Linked DNA regions of Homo sapiens: region 2 is linked to region 1. Evidence: read pairs that join two places in POLR2A ChIA-PET (ENCODE). Cell type or tissue: MCF 10A. All regions are shown on one strand. Each heading gives the region's core, and the rest is flanking DNA. Links, peaks and the distances in the headings are about the cores only.

Evidence for each region. Peaks named below come from ENCODE experiments on the same cell type or tissue, not always from the same donor. Only the 100,000 strongest peaks of a DNase experiment are listed, where the experiment ranks them.
Region 2: POLR2A ChIA-PET joins it to region 1 with 16 read pairs; 2 of 35 experiments call an interaction of 5 or more read pairs at or near these places.

Annotation. Positions count from the first base shown.
Region 1 is chr9:94,801,796-94,809,220 of GRCh38, forward strand. The region is part of intron 5 of AOPEP (aminopeptidase O (putative)); the gene reads left to right. Among named protein-coding and RNA genes, the nearest start is that of MIR2278, 4.5 kb to the right of the region's middle. In MCF 10A, for the core only: no CTCF peak of the experiment used is centred there; DNase peaks (open chromatin) are centred at 3,336 and 3,986.
Region 2 is chr9:95,044,963-95,052,387 of GRCh38, forward strand. The region is part of intron 13 of AOPEP (aminopeptidase O (putative)); the gene reads left to right. Among named protein-coding and RNA genes, the nearest start is that of MIR6081, 17 kb to the right of the region's middle. RefSeq lists an enhancer at 1-693 and a silencer at 3,435-3,794. In MCF 10A, for the core only: no CTCF peak of the experiment used is centred there; DNase peaks (open chromatin) are centred at 3,469 and 3,979.

The DNA.
Region 1 (7,425 bases), core at 1,744-5,743:
ATAAGCTCATCAAAACATGTGACTTCAAGTTTTTCCCTATTAGTCAAGGAAATTCCTGCTGCCAATTAATTCCCATGCTTTTGAGCAGCTGTCATTTGTGGTGTTTTCCCTGAAAACTGCACACATTCTTAGTAAAACCATGAGCAGAAAAGAACTGACCAGAACATTTGCTTTTGATCTTTACTACATGTATGTACTTTAAAGACTGGCTGGCTTGCCTTAATCCTTGAGGAGGTCTGAGAAAGTCATTTAGACTGATTTTTATCCTATGTTTATGAAGATAATGGGAATGCAGGAACTAGGATAATTATATATATTTGGTTACGTGCATCATATAATTGTCTTGGATGTCTATATATAGAATTTTTCTTAATGGAGGGGGGGGCTTCTTTTGTCCCTTTGAAGAGTCTGCTGGCCTTAATTTAAGTAGTAGAGGTGTTGGTGAAAAAAGAGTTGTTCATTAAATGTTTCTTATTTGTACATGGGTTTGAGGGGCCCTATTTACTTGGGAGTTTTTAGCACTTCATGAGAATTGCAGTTTTTTAAGGCATGTTTGCTAGCAGTTCCAAGTTCTGGCCTGAGGGAACCAAAGGCAGAGTATTTTTCATGCACAGGATTCTGTTTTCTATAGCTCCTTCCTGACATCAGTCTGCCAAATACAGAATGAGTTGACCTGCAGGCAATTCTCTAAAGCTTCTCTTTTCAAGTTTGCATGCCCAAGCAGGTAGGCTGTGTGTTTGCTGCTTTTTGCGATATTTGAAGTGATTTAAACATGCTTAACTCTGTATTTTTAGAGTGGCAAGCCTGAGTACCATAAGACCAAATGGTCCTGGGCACAAATTTTGAAAAATATGGTGGTGATCATAACTTAGCAACAACAAGACTGCTTTTATGCTTAAAAGCAGGAGAACCGTATATTCAAAATTTGTGGTTGGTTGTCAAATACCATTTTTTTCCCTTCCTTTTAGACTGTGGAAGTAAAGTCTGCCCAGGTCTAGATGTTTTTCTGGACTTATTACCATTCCCTGGATGAGAGCTGTGGAAGGGGGATTGTGGTCTCTTCCACTGCCAGGTGGGGTGGGGAAGGGAGGTGCTCTGTTTTTCCAAACTCTGGCTTCAATTGATTCTGCTTGCTTGGCTTGACTCTGTCGGGATCCCAACACCTTGGGCTACATGCAGCTGAGTGGGGTTTATGACTCAGCTGGCTACTGGGGCCCTGCTGCTTTATTTATGGTCGAGACTTTGCTTGAGGTTTTATAAAGCAAAGCTAGAACAAAAACGATGGTTTTGTAAGTCAACTTCATACCCTAAACAGGAATAGAGAAACCTCAAGGCTAGGAGGAGTCATCCAAAAAGACCTCCATACTGAAACCTGCCATTGTCTTCTTAGTTATAATATGCTGAGAGATCAAAGGACTTCTTGGTAAATTAAATGGCTCTTTCCCGAGTCCATATTTTATAAACATGTATGCAAGATCGTAAATTCCATACCTCTGGACTTCTTTAGTGATTAGGTCTTAATTATAATGAATACCATTTTATACCATTTCAGTATTCTTTTTTGGCAAATGATATTAAACATTCCCTCATGAACTAAAATGGGTAAATTATTAATCATGTTAAGCAGTTTCTGAGAATTTTAGATAATATAATGATTTCACTATTTTGAATATTACGTATCATAGTTTTTATTGAATAAGCTTAAAAGTCTCCTCTTTGATTCTGTTTTTGAGCTGGATTCTGATATTTCAGTGAAGTGAGGAAAAACACATTTATAAAACTTGAATGTATGATAATGACAAATCAGTTTATAAGAAGGTAAATAATACACAAATAATATTTTAGAATTTCGAATGCTTTTCAAACATGGCAGTAACTAGAACATTTATCAATACTGCTCTTCATGATTTTTGTCACCTTTTAATATAACAGGAGCCATTACTAACTGACCCCCTCCCCTACCCTGGTCCTTTTCCAAATCACTGTTCCAGGGGAGAGGGACTTTAATTCTTTGCTGAGAAAAATCACTAGTTTGCCTTTCAGATGCTTTCCTCAGTGGGTGTGTGTGGGCTTTCAGTTTTTGTTTCATTGTGTTTTTGCCTTCCATGAAGACTGAATCTGCCATATCAGGAACCGTAAAGTATACATTTCTTGACTTGACTACTATGATGTCTGTATGAAGATATGCATGCATTTAAAATGCATCTCTGAAGTACACACAGCTCTCTTCCTGTTGGTTTAATTAATATTCTACTGTTTTCATTGTGTCCTCGTATGTTCTCAGAGTCTCTGCTGGGGATTGACTGGCAAGCCTAGTTTCTTAATTTTGAGAAATAATGAAAGGAGCTCATCATCACACTTACACTCTCTGTTATAACAGCAGTAACGTTAATGGAATCATATTCTAGAACCAGGCATATGACAGTTGCTTAAAAATTAACACCTTAATCTTACCTTTGTATGTGTGTATAGGAAATGCTTTGCTTTGCATTTGTCTCTCAGCAGTTCACAATTACATGTCATGGCATAGTTAGGTTGGCAGAACTACCTAGCTGTCGTCCATATATGTTCTTTTTTTTCCTTGTATTTGAATTTCAAGAATCTCTTGCAACTTATTTCAGAGTGGTTTTCTGTGAAGAGCACTGAAGTTAAAAAACCATGTGCTGTGTAGTTCTGCTTCATGGCTCAGCTGTTCACATGCATCTTCACCCTTCATCCCACTGGGAAAATTGAGGGGAAAAAAATGACTATAGTGTGGCCGATGACAGGTGACAGATTGTTTGAGCTTTTCCCCACCTGTTCTATACCAGATAATCTTGATAATTTGGTTATTGTTTATTTATTCTTGCAATAAATATTTATCAAGCGTATACTGTGTGCCAGATAGTACTTACGATGCAAAGCCTACAAGGGTGAACGAGATAGAGGAGGCCTCTGTCCTTATGAAATGGACATTCTAGTCAGGGGAGAAAATTAGTGTACGTGAAACAAGTAATTAAGATGTATGCTATGAAGAAAATAAAATCAAGTAAGTGTCACAGTGGGAGAATCAATAGCATCGTTAGGGTGAGAGGGAAAAGCTTCCTTAAAGGGTGACATTTGGGCTAAGACTGAAGAATAAAAAGGAATCAGCTTTGTGACCATCTGGTGGAAAAGCACTCCGGTCCACAGGCCTCAAGGTGGGAACCACTCTCATGGGTTGGAGGAGTAGAATGAAGGCCAGGATGGTGGCAGGTCAGTGAGGTCTTAAAATGGCTTTCCTTAGCCCCGTTCTTAGTGAGCTTGGGTGCCAGGAGCAAGTGAGTCACTAAGAAATGGCAAGATTAAGTCAGGTCCATCATTCTAGGCAGACGGGTTATGGGAAGAGATCAAATTTTTTTTTTTTTTTCTTGGGACCGTAGATACCTATACCATCTCCCGACTGGCTAATGAGAACCTGATTGGCTTAGCAGCTGCTGTTCTTGAGCAGAATTCTCCATGGCTGAAGCTATCAGAACACCTGGCACCCAGACGGGCAACCGTCCCTTTGTAGAGAAGGGAGAAGTCTCAGATCACCACGTTTTCTTCCCCTGGCAGCTGTTGATTGATTCTTTGCAAGGGTTTTTGACATCGTTGGTCACAGAGAGGGAAGCTGTGTCTCATCCTAGTTTTATTTGCTCATCCTAGTTTGAAAGGTTTTTTGTTTTTTGTTTTTTGTTTTTTTTTTTAAAAAAAGCAACAACAACTGAATGAAAATAGGATTGACAATTAAAGACCATAGAAAAAATTATCAATTATTAAAATCTTCACAACATGCTTCACTATGAGGAAAAACTATAAAGCTCCCTATTACACAAGGCTTATTCTTAAAAGGTTTGATTGTGCAATAAAAGACTTCTGAATGTTTATACTAGTTCCTGACTATTGCATGCACAATTTTCTTAAGTACCTCAATTTGCAAATAAACGGTATGCACGTACATGCCCAAGAATGAATGTAACCAGCCTTTTCCTCCACTCCCTCCTCCCGGGTTAGACAGGGTGTTGTCCTGTTTATTCTTATCTCCCAGCCAATGTGTAATAGAATAAGCAAAACATAACATGCTGGTACAAAGGGCCTGTTGTTTTCAGCTTTCTAATTATGCTCCTTTCTGCTGGGGAAGGAAGCAGTCATAAATTTCTGTCATTATCTTAAGTAGCAAGGTTTCACAGCTTTGAGAATTTTTCTTTGTTTGTTCTTTGTTGGCTTTACTTGAATTTTTGATCCCTCAAACCAAAACCACCCTACTTTTAAACAATCCTTCTTTAGATTTCAGGGGATGTGACCCCCTGATTTCAAGGCAAGATGCAGCCATAGTGATTCTTTGCCTCAGGAATCAGATTTTGAGCCTTAAATTAGTATGCCTTTGAATTCACCATGGCTGCCAACTTCTCTACTTTCTCCGATGTGCTGCATATTTTTGTTTTGTGTGTGGGTTTTGTTTCTTGTTATTGTTGTCGTTTCTTTCTCAGATTTTAATAAATTCTCAATTTTCTTTCTGCATGGATTGTTTTTTAAAAAGATGTTGAATGGGCATTTCTTTCCCCTGTTGTGTGGTATAACTCTTCTCTGCTTTTTCAAACAGGTGGGTGTGAATGATAGAAAGCAGCTCATACCATCCTTTTTTTCTGTAAAATTTTAATCCCTTGTTTACTGGCAACCCTGCTGTTGCTGTAGAGATGAACAAACAGAATGAGTTGTGAGCTGTGAGGCACATGCAAGGTGATTTATGCCCATGTGTGCTTCCCCTTTGTTGCTTTCTTTGTGTTCACTTTCTCCATTTTCTCTTTTATTTCAATTATCCTTCTTGAGAAAATTATTTGACTTTATTTGCGTCCTATGTTATAGGTAGGGGCTTTCCCCTTCTAATGTGTTCTGGTTCTTTCATTTTTGTGTTCCTGAAATAGTAACTGGTATTCATAAAGTGATGTTCTTCTGGGACCCTGAAAGCCCTTGGCCAGGATTATTTTGTTCGTCTTGACAATACCACTTTGTACTAAGCAAGGTAGGTAGTGAGAATGTGTGTGTATGTTCCATTTTTTACAGAGCGGGTATTAAGAGGATATATAATGTCCCAAAGTCACTTAGAAGCAGGAAGTCAGGGAGACAAGTAAAATGGCCTCATCTTGTGATGGCTGTCAAGAGTCTGGTGGTCCAGACTTAGGCAAGGCTGATGTGTAACTGTTTCTAAGGCAGTGAGTGCTTGATTTAGGGTCTCCACACAGAAACCATACTGACCCTGTGAGTGAAGATATCATTGAAGATCAGCATTCACTGTGGGCTGGCTTTGAGGCAGCCATAGAATCTGGATACCAGGCAAATTCCTGGATCACATGAGTTCTTGGGGGCCAGGCTCTCTCTCTTCTGTTGGAGCAACAGGCAGAGTGAACTCACAGCTTTTGGGTTAACTAGAATCTTCTTTTTGCCATTAAACAGCTGTGTTGCTTGTCAGATCGAGAAGTAGCATCTTATCATCATTATACCATGATTCTTCACCCTCTGAAAGATTATGCTTAAGTGTTTGGTTTTCTTTGAACTGTTCTCCCCACACAAAGACTGACAGTCCTACCTTCAGAGAACACTGCTGGGGCCATCCTTCAAGAGAAATTGTCAGGCCTTTGAAAGGCCTTCCTGAAGCAATCATTCCTCTACCTGCGTTTGTAATCTCTCTATTGATGTCATCCTAGGTTCCTAATGTCTTCCAGTCCTTGAGCCTGAGACGGCCAGTCAGCACCACCTTGCCATTTTTTCCATTGCAAAGAAAAGGCTTTTTCCCCCGCCTTGCCACTTATTTCTTTACCGAAGCATCATTACTGAATAGAACATACACACTCCCTGGGTGAAAAAGAACAATGGAGTTCAGTGCACAAAGTTACCTAACTTGGGATATTCCCAATCTTGCAAGCTCTTTCTCCTTATACCACTACACAGAGTGAGCAAATACTACCAGCTTCTGTACTGCTGATGTATGCATGTGGTCATGGAGCTATGTAAGTATTTCTTTTAAGGGTAGATTTCTTTTAGGGAAAACACCAACTCTGGAAAGTCCTCAGGCAAAGTACAATGTGTGAACAGCTCTGCTGGAGGGAATATTGCCAAGATGCAGCTGGAGCCCACCTCTGCGCCATAGAGGCCTGTTTGCATAAAGTGGGTGAGAAATTGCCTTGTCTCTACATTTCACCCCTAATAAGTAATTGGAAGAGTGTCTCAGCCACCTTTTCTTTTTTCTTTCTTTTTTTTTTTTTTTGAGACGGAGTCTCACTCTGTTGCCCAGGCTGGAGTGCAGTGGTGCAATCTTGGCTCACTGCCACCTATGCCTCCCAGGTTTAGGCAGTTCTGCCTCAGCCTCCTGAGTAGCAGGGGCTACAGGTGCACGCTGCTTCGCCTGGCTAATTTTTTGTATTTTAATAGACACGGGGTTTCACCATGTTGCCCAGGCTGGTCACGAACTCCTGAGCTCAGGCAGTCCACCTGCCTCGGCCTCCTGAAGTGCTGGGATTACAGGCGTGAGCCACCGTGCCCAGCCTCAGCTTTTCTTTAAGAGAAGTTTAACATTATTATATTAAAATGCCACAGATGTGAGGGGGATGCCCCCTTCAAAAATGGATTACTTTTTTTTAAAAAAAATTGAATACCAAGTGGGAGTTGAGGTACATTGCACAAATCCGCCCTGATTTAACCCCAGAGTGGAGCTCAGAGTAGAACATGTTATATTTCTTGGTTAACTAACCATGCTATTTATAGAGGTGACTCCTCGGAAAGTCTAGACATTGTTCCCAGAAGACAGAATGCCAAATCTGCAGTCATTGAACAAACCAAATCTGCTCCTACCTTCCCAGCTAGCTTGCTAAGAATAATCACCTCCCTGTTTCTCACCATAAAATGGAAATCTTGGAACTTCATTCTAAGAAAGTGTGAATGATATTTGGGTTCCCCAGCCAAGACTTGGGGTAGGCAAGGAGGAGGAGGTGCTCCTGTGAGCCTGGTCCTACCCACCCTTGGCCTGTGCTCCTTGGAGCCCACCTTGCTAAGTTGTTGGAAACTGTGGTTGGCAGGTCCTAGTTTTTGAGTAGGTCTCCTCTAAAAGGACATCTTGAGGACCTAAGGATGGTGCTTTTCTTTGGGAATGAGCCAGCTGCAGTTTTTGCCTTTTTTCATAGATGTGCAATCTTAGAACATCCTATTGAAAGCGCAGTTGGAAAGGGGTGGATGGACAAAGCCAAGAACTCACTCGACAAACATGTATCAACGGACAGGTGTGATGAATGCTGATGATGCTGTGGCCATGAGGAAGTATAGACCTTTAGCCTAAATCTAAATTGGGAGTTTCTAAAGTTGGTTTCAAGGAAGACTAGTTTTATGGAATGTTAATAATGTGGGAAAAGGAACTGTAGGTTAATTAGTTTA
Region 2 (7,425 bases), core at 1,788-5,787, 240 kb after region 1:
AGTTGGTGTTGAAGGAACGTGGGGAAGAGGGTGGCCCATTTTATATTCATGCTCAGAAACAGGGGTCTTTAGCCAGAAAGGGCGCGCCAAGGACGGTGCTGTTTCCTGACACCCTGGAGAGTTGGGCGTCACAGCGCTTGTGCCCAAGGTCACAAGGTGAGTAGCCAGGCAGGATTAGACCCTGGTCCGGGTTACTCTCCAGCCAACGGCGCCCCTAGCGTCTGCGAAATCACTGTGCTTGGAGGAAAGGACGACAGGTTTTAAAGAGGGAGTGTCATCGCCTGCAGCGGGCGGACCCGTGTCCCGGCAGTGCAGCTCCGCAGGCGCAGGAGGGATGCGGGCTGGGGACGCCTTGGGGCGGCTGCAGGCTGGGGCGCGCCCCTGCACCCGGCGGGCCTCCGCTGCGTCCACTGCGGACAGGGGTCGGTGAGAGGCCCCAGGTCCAGCGCGACTTGCTTTTGTTAAAACCTCCTTGTGTTAGGTGTGCTCCCAGCTTTGGAGCCAGGCTTTTGGACACGCCTGAGTTTTTCTAAAGCCTTCTTGTTCCGGTCTTCCCGCACCTTCCAGTGCGGTCAAGGATGCTGGTGGCTGGGTCCTCTCCGCGGAGGGCTCTGGGTCGGGACCCTTGCACCCACCCTGGGGCCTTGGCTTCAGAACCAGTTACTCGTGTCAAGGATTGCTGTACAGCAGCTGCCCTCTCCTAAGGGCCAGGTGTTTTCTTTTTTTTCTATGGATGATTGTGGTCCTCGTGCTTCTAATTTAAATAGGTCATGCTTTAAGCCTTCACAGAGGTGCTCCAGGGACAGATAGATGTCCATGTAACGTAGCTCCCCTAACCCTCATTAAACGAACTTGAGGCCAGTTGAGAGGGGAGCAGTACCAGTAGATTTCAGGCAGCATCACGCTGCCGGCCCCTGCGGAATGGAGAGTGGTGTTCGGGGATTTGCTTTGGAAATGCCTTGGGAAGGCGCCGCCACCTCCACTTTGAACAACGGTAGGAACGCAGGGTAGGTGCTCAGGTGGCACGAGCACTGCTGGCCAGCAGAGGACTGCGCTGGGCCTAGAAAGGAAGCTATGGGTTCCCAGATACGGGTTCTTTAAAAAAATGTCAGTGGACTAGGGCCACTGATTCAACTTCCGAAAAGCAAAATGGAGATTATAAAAATGGCGTGAACAAATAGTGTCGGAATCATTTGATAAGTTAAATCTGTGATGTTAGTGAGAACTGCTTATCTGAAATGGAAATACTCTCAAGACCTTTTGTGGCTTATCCCAAAGGCTTACTCTCTACCTTTTAGTTGAAAGCAGAATTGCAAATTTGACCAACTTAATCGGCAGTGGCTTTTTGCTTTTAAAAGTACATGCTAAAATGTTTGTGTGAGCGATGAGGCTGATAGCGTAGGTACCTGAAGTGGAGATTTACTTTTGCCAAGAATGTTTTGGTGTATTTTGTAAAACTTCTTTATTTCTGTCTCTCATTAAAGAATGTTTGTTTTTTAAAGGTAGATAAGAATTTTTCAAACTGACATAATTTTTAAGGGAATTATATTTAATTGTAATGTTCTTATGCATTTGAAAACATGCATAAAGCTTATTAGTGTTCTTAACATTTAAAGGGGAGTGTTGTGTGCTGTACACGAAGAGATCGACCCAGCTAAGAACGACTTCTAGACCTGGGAGTGTGGGGAACATAGGGAAGGATAAGTTTTTTGGGAGTGTTACATTTTCTCTGAAGGAGTTTTCTCCCTAGGTTCTCAGTTGCTCACCGTGTTTATTTCATCTGCAGAACAAGTGTTTGGGAGTCATTTCTATATTTTTACTTCCCAGACACCTGATTTTCTTAGTTTTAAGTATGTAAGAATGTCATCTTACTTCAGGAAACTAAAGTTGTAAGTTAAGGTAGACATATTAGCATTTGAAAGTACTCACTTTAATTGTTTCTTATTCTGCTTGTTTTAACTTAAAATCTGTTAATTTTCTTGTTTAAAAAAGGATTAACTTTTAAAGTGGTTATTACAATTTAAATTGTATTCAGCTATTTGTCATATTAATATTTAGAGAGGCAAATTTAGTTGCCAAACATGGCATTTTGTAAGAAAATAAGGTACTAAGTTTTCTATCACATGAACAGTTTAGGATTTTCTTGACTTTTAGATGGAGATATTTTAGCTCACATTTTATAAATGCATGGAATGGGACTGAAAGCCATACTTACCTGAAGTGTTTTAAAAATTTAAATCTGTTTTTGAAAAATATACAGTTTGAAAGTGGAAGACTCTCAGCCTATTTAATGCGAAGTTTTTATAGTGGTGGGGTTTTAATATTCCTCCATTCAGTAGTTCATTGCCTGATTTTTTTTAACCTTTCACGTAAACTTTGTTCAGTAATTCTTTTAAATGGATGCAGATTATTTAAAGATCAAATCAGTATTGTCAAAGTATAAGAAGGCTTTGTTTTTGATGTTTTATTTTTCTAAGCATGTTTTAATTATAATTTTTCTCATCTACAACATTCTAATTACATTTTAAATTAGAATGAAGAGTTTAACATGCAGAACTTGTGAATGGACTATTACAGTTTTCTAGGGAAAACTGCCCTGATCAGTTCCCTTCCTGAGGTGGGTCCCTATCCTGTGGTTTGGGGCCACATCTTTCTGTTTTTGATTGAAGTGCATTCTAGGAATACCTACCTCTCACTTATTCTCAATAAATCACATTCCTCTTAATCCTTGTTGGAGTTTTTGATTTTGTTGTTGGGGTCGATTCTGGTGACTTTTATCTACTGAGATTGCTGCAAGATTGGAAATGAGATGGGTTTCTTGTTTGCCATGCAAATGTTCTGGTTGTTTAGGATGAAGATACCAGTAATTAACCATTAAAGCTGTCCTTGCATACAGAAAACTTATCTCTGGCATTTTGTTTTTTTCTGATTTTAGTGTGAACAGTTAGCGACCTCCACCAGTGCTGATTAAGAATTGTATAAATTGTTTATTCTTACAGAAAGCTGCCCTGGGTGGTTTGTTGCTCTTTTATTCACATGATATAAGCTATAAGAAAACAGTCCTCTCACACCTCAGCATGTTGCTGATTTCCACCAGGTGGTCCAGGAACATTTGTTCTGCAGGAGGGACCAAACTTAAAAATTTATTTATGTATTTATTGGTAAGTTTTTTTTTTTTTCAGTTGCAGCCGGCCAGGTCTGATGTTTTGCCACAGTAATACTAATATCCTTGTGAAATGGCATGTATGCTATAGTTTTAAACTTTTTTTCTTAAATACCATATGCAAAGAGAGAAAGTCCTCACATTGTGTAAGTGAGAGGAGAAATTGCTACAGCTATGACTGCCTTTGTTCTCAAAGCCATTTGAATTGCCGGCTGTGTTGGGGCTGGTTTGTACCTTGTTGAAGTGCTGAGATGAGAACTTCTCATTAGAGTAATTGCCTAATTGCCGGGTGGGAGCGGCCCATCCGGGGCGGGGCGGGGTGAGGCGGGGCCTGGGGCGCAGGGGCGGGGCGAGGTGCCGGCGGCCGAGATACTCACGGGCGCGGGACCTGGCCGGGAGACTGACAGCACCGGGACCGACCACGGCCCACCCCTCCGGCCGCGGCGGCCGGGACCAGAACAGCGCAGGCTCTCCGCCCACGCCTGCCCTCGGCTCCCAGTCCGCGCTGCCGCCGCCCAGGTGACACGCAGGGACGGGAGCGGGGCTGCTATGTCCCTCGGGCGCGCTTTGGGACGTTGCTGAGTGGCTACTGCTTGTGCTTTCTTGCTTCCAAGCTGGCGGTAAACCTTTTAAATTCAGAGTGATTCAAGGGCATAGGCGTCGGAATTGTGATTTCGTGCGTGTTTTATTTACCAGGCCTTCAAATCAAAAAGGCCAGGCAAACACACGTTCTGGGGCTATCAAGAAAGTTCACACGAAGGACAAATCCAGCAGGGAGAAAGTGACATACCTTGCGGGCTCAGGCTTGGGATTTCTGCAGCCACGCGCGCGTTCACCCGACGGGACCTCGCCTGCACTGCCGCCGGGAGAAGCCTGCTCTAGACTCCGGCTCCAGGGGAGAGGGCTGGGCTCCACAGAGAGGAGCAGCCTGTGAGTTTTCAAACATTTCTCTGTCAGAGTTAGCTCTTACTTGTTAAATTCCGAGATGAGAATCTATACTGTGAAATCAGCAGAAAAGTGGTTCTTAGAAATTTTAAAGTTTGTTTATCCACTTTACTTTTTGAGGATCTGTGCTCACTGGTTTTTCAAGCTGGTTTGTTTTAAAGGAGTCAAGCTTCACTTTGGAGTAAAGGTGGAGATTATAGTTGCTCTGTTGGAACTTTGATATGTTAAAGGGAAATTCTGTAAAAATGCGGGATGCAAGCAGTAGCCACAGGAGCATTTTTAAAAGTTTTTCTTTTTCAGCTTAATTTATATAAGAAAAACAATTAAAAGCCTGTGTTTCATTTTAGCCTCTTTTTAAAAGATAAATTCTTATTTCTGCAGATAAATGGGAATACTGAGGGGAGGGACGGAAAGTATGGTTTTCTATAGACTATTTTCCATTAAAATTTAAATAATCAGAAAGCTCAGAAATGTTATTCCTGTAACTTCGGGAAGTTATAGGAAATGTTACATTTTAACATCAAAGTAAAATTCCAATAAAATACTTTTTCTTATAGGAGCACATTTTACATATGTAAAGGAAGATACAAAAATACTAGAAATTCTAAAACTTAACCATTTTTGCGAAATTTTTCTAAACAAATTTCCTGAAGTCTTGCATACATTTGAGAATTTAGATTATTGCTAGAAAGCACATCTTAGGTTTTAATCATGTTCATGCCAACGCCTATGAAAAGACCTACCAGGATTTTAGATCCATAGTTAACCACCACTTGTGAGTATCCATTTTGCATTTTTGAAGACTCGTTGATTGACTATCAAGTACTTGAAATTATGTAAGAGAATACTTTTTTGGCAGCAAAGTCGCATTTCAGATCCCCTGCTCCCCTATCAACTTCAGGCTGCTCCAGGCTCTGGGTCCAGGCTGGAACTCACAGTAGAACTAAGATTATGTCTAAACTCATAGCAGTAAAGTGACGTTTTGCCATAAAAGAACATTTTTATAACGCTATTTCAGTCTACTTGTTTCCTTGGAAATAGTTTCTGTCGTGATGGGCAGTATCTAAATTAATGAATTATTCAGCTATTTGTGCAAAATGTGTAACTTAAGGGCAAACAGACTCGATGTTGTTCGCATCACCTCTCACACATTGGCAAGGCAGCCTTTTCTGTCCTATGTAATGTAGGAAAATTAAACATTTCTTGAAATCTGAGACTTCTGCCCTTGTTCTCCTGAAATTAAATCCATTTTATTTTCAGTAGCATGAATTTCCTTACATGTCCAAGAGGCTGTTAAGGAATTAATCCTTTGCTCTATTCCTCATAACACTTTTCACAGTTAATCTAGTGTGTAAACTGTGTGGACGAGAATCCAAAACTGCAGAATTTGGAGGAAATGTGACTCCTATGCCTTGTAGACATTAAATCATTCTGTGAAATAAAACTGAAACTTTGGATAGGAGATTGTACAGTACTCTCCACACATTTTTATTAAATGAAAACAACTTCCATTATTTTTCCAGCAATCCTTCATGTAGTTGGACTCACCTCACCACCTCCCCCCTGCTCCTTAGTTGTGGTCGGCTCTCCTTACAAATGGACAGGTTGCTTTGTCAACTTGGTGGCAGAAACCACCTGACAAATTGTAGACATGTGGCTAAAATTTATGCTTAGTTTGGATTTGGTAGAAAATAAAGAATATTAGAAAATAAAATGTGACCAAAAAAATATTTATGTTGTCTTGACTGTGTGTCTATGCACAAGAAAGGACAGGAACTGGGAGTAATGGAATGTTAGTGTTTCCGACTCCAGAATAAATACCCAAGAGTGAAAATAATTTATAAATTATGTTTCCTGCTTCAGAATTTGCTAAGAGTGTATGTGTGTGTCCATACTTGAATCACTTGCCTCACCTGAGGATCGGAGTGGTTGACTTGGTTTCTCTGTCCTTCTGTTGCTATTCTTTTTCTCACTTAGCAACTATTATGTTGTTATCTCTAAAATGTTTTTGTGGCTTACTTTTTTTTTTTTTTTTTTGAGACGGAGTCTCGCTCTGTCGCCCAGGCTGAAGTGCAATGGCGTGATCTCGACTCACTGCAACCTCCGCCTCCCAGGTTCGAGTGATTCTTCTGCCTCAGCCTCCCGAGTAGCTGGGACTACAGGTGCGCGCCACCACACCCAGCTAATTTTTGTATTTTTAGTAGAGATGGCGTTTCACCATGTTGGCCAGGATGGTCTCGATCTCTTGACCTTGTGATCTATCTGCCTCGGCCTCCCAAAATGTTGGGATTACAGGAGTGAGCCACTGTGCCCAGCCATACTTTTTTTTTTTAACTGTGAGTTTTGATTTTAAAAAACCCTTAATCGTTAATAGTAAGTTTTAACAAGGAGACTATGGAAGGCAAAGGGAGAGATCTTTCTAAGACATACAGTTGAGTTTTTGCACATAAAGCAAACTAGATTGTTATAACTCCTCATACAGCCCATCTATTTGCTTTTTAAAAAATTGCAGAGCTATCATTTCATTGATTGCAGTTTGTTATAATTAAAGAGGCATTTTCAGTCATTTTACCATTAGCTTTTTAAATATGAAGAATAATTAACCAGATCTGTACTGTAAAGAATGTTTATGAAACTTTTTTTTTTTTTTTGAGACGGAGTCTCACTCTTTTGCCCAGGCTGGAGTGCAGTGGCACAATCTTGGCTCACTGCAAGCTCTGCCTCCCAGGTTCACGCCATTCTCCTGCCTCTGCCTCCCAAGTAGCTGGGACTACAGGCGCCTGCCACCACACCCGGCTCATTTTTTGTATTTTTAGTAGAGACAGGGTTTCACTGTGTTAGCCAGGATGGTCTTGATCTCCTGACCTCGTGATCTGCCCACCTCGGCCTCCCAAAGTGCTGGGATTACAGGCGTGAGCCACCGTGCCTGGCCTATGAAACTTTTTAAGTTGATAAATTTGTATTTTTTAGATATGTTCTAGTTGAGGAATGAGAACCACTCCTGGTCTGAATTTTCATGTGTTGCTATATAAATTTGCTTTTAATAAATTCTTTTAAATCACCAGATTGTTAATTGACAGCTATTCTTGCAGACATTGTTACCTTATTATTTCTTCTTACTATATTGGGCATTAAGTCGTTTATTTCAATGTGATAAACATTTGACTATCAAGGATGGGGGTAGATAGCACATGACATGAGCAAAATCTGGTTCCAGTATTTAAGACACAGCCTTAAAAATGTATATTCCTTTTATAGAAGTTAAAATATAGTTTTCTTTGAACTCGGTTATTCCTTGTTTAAACTCAAAAGGAGAG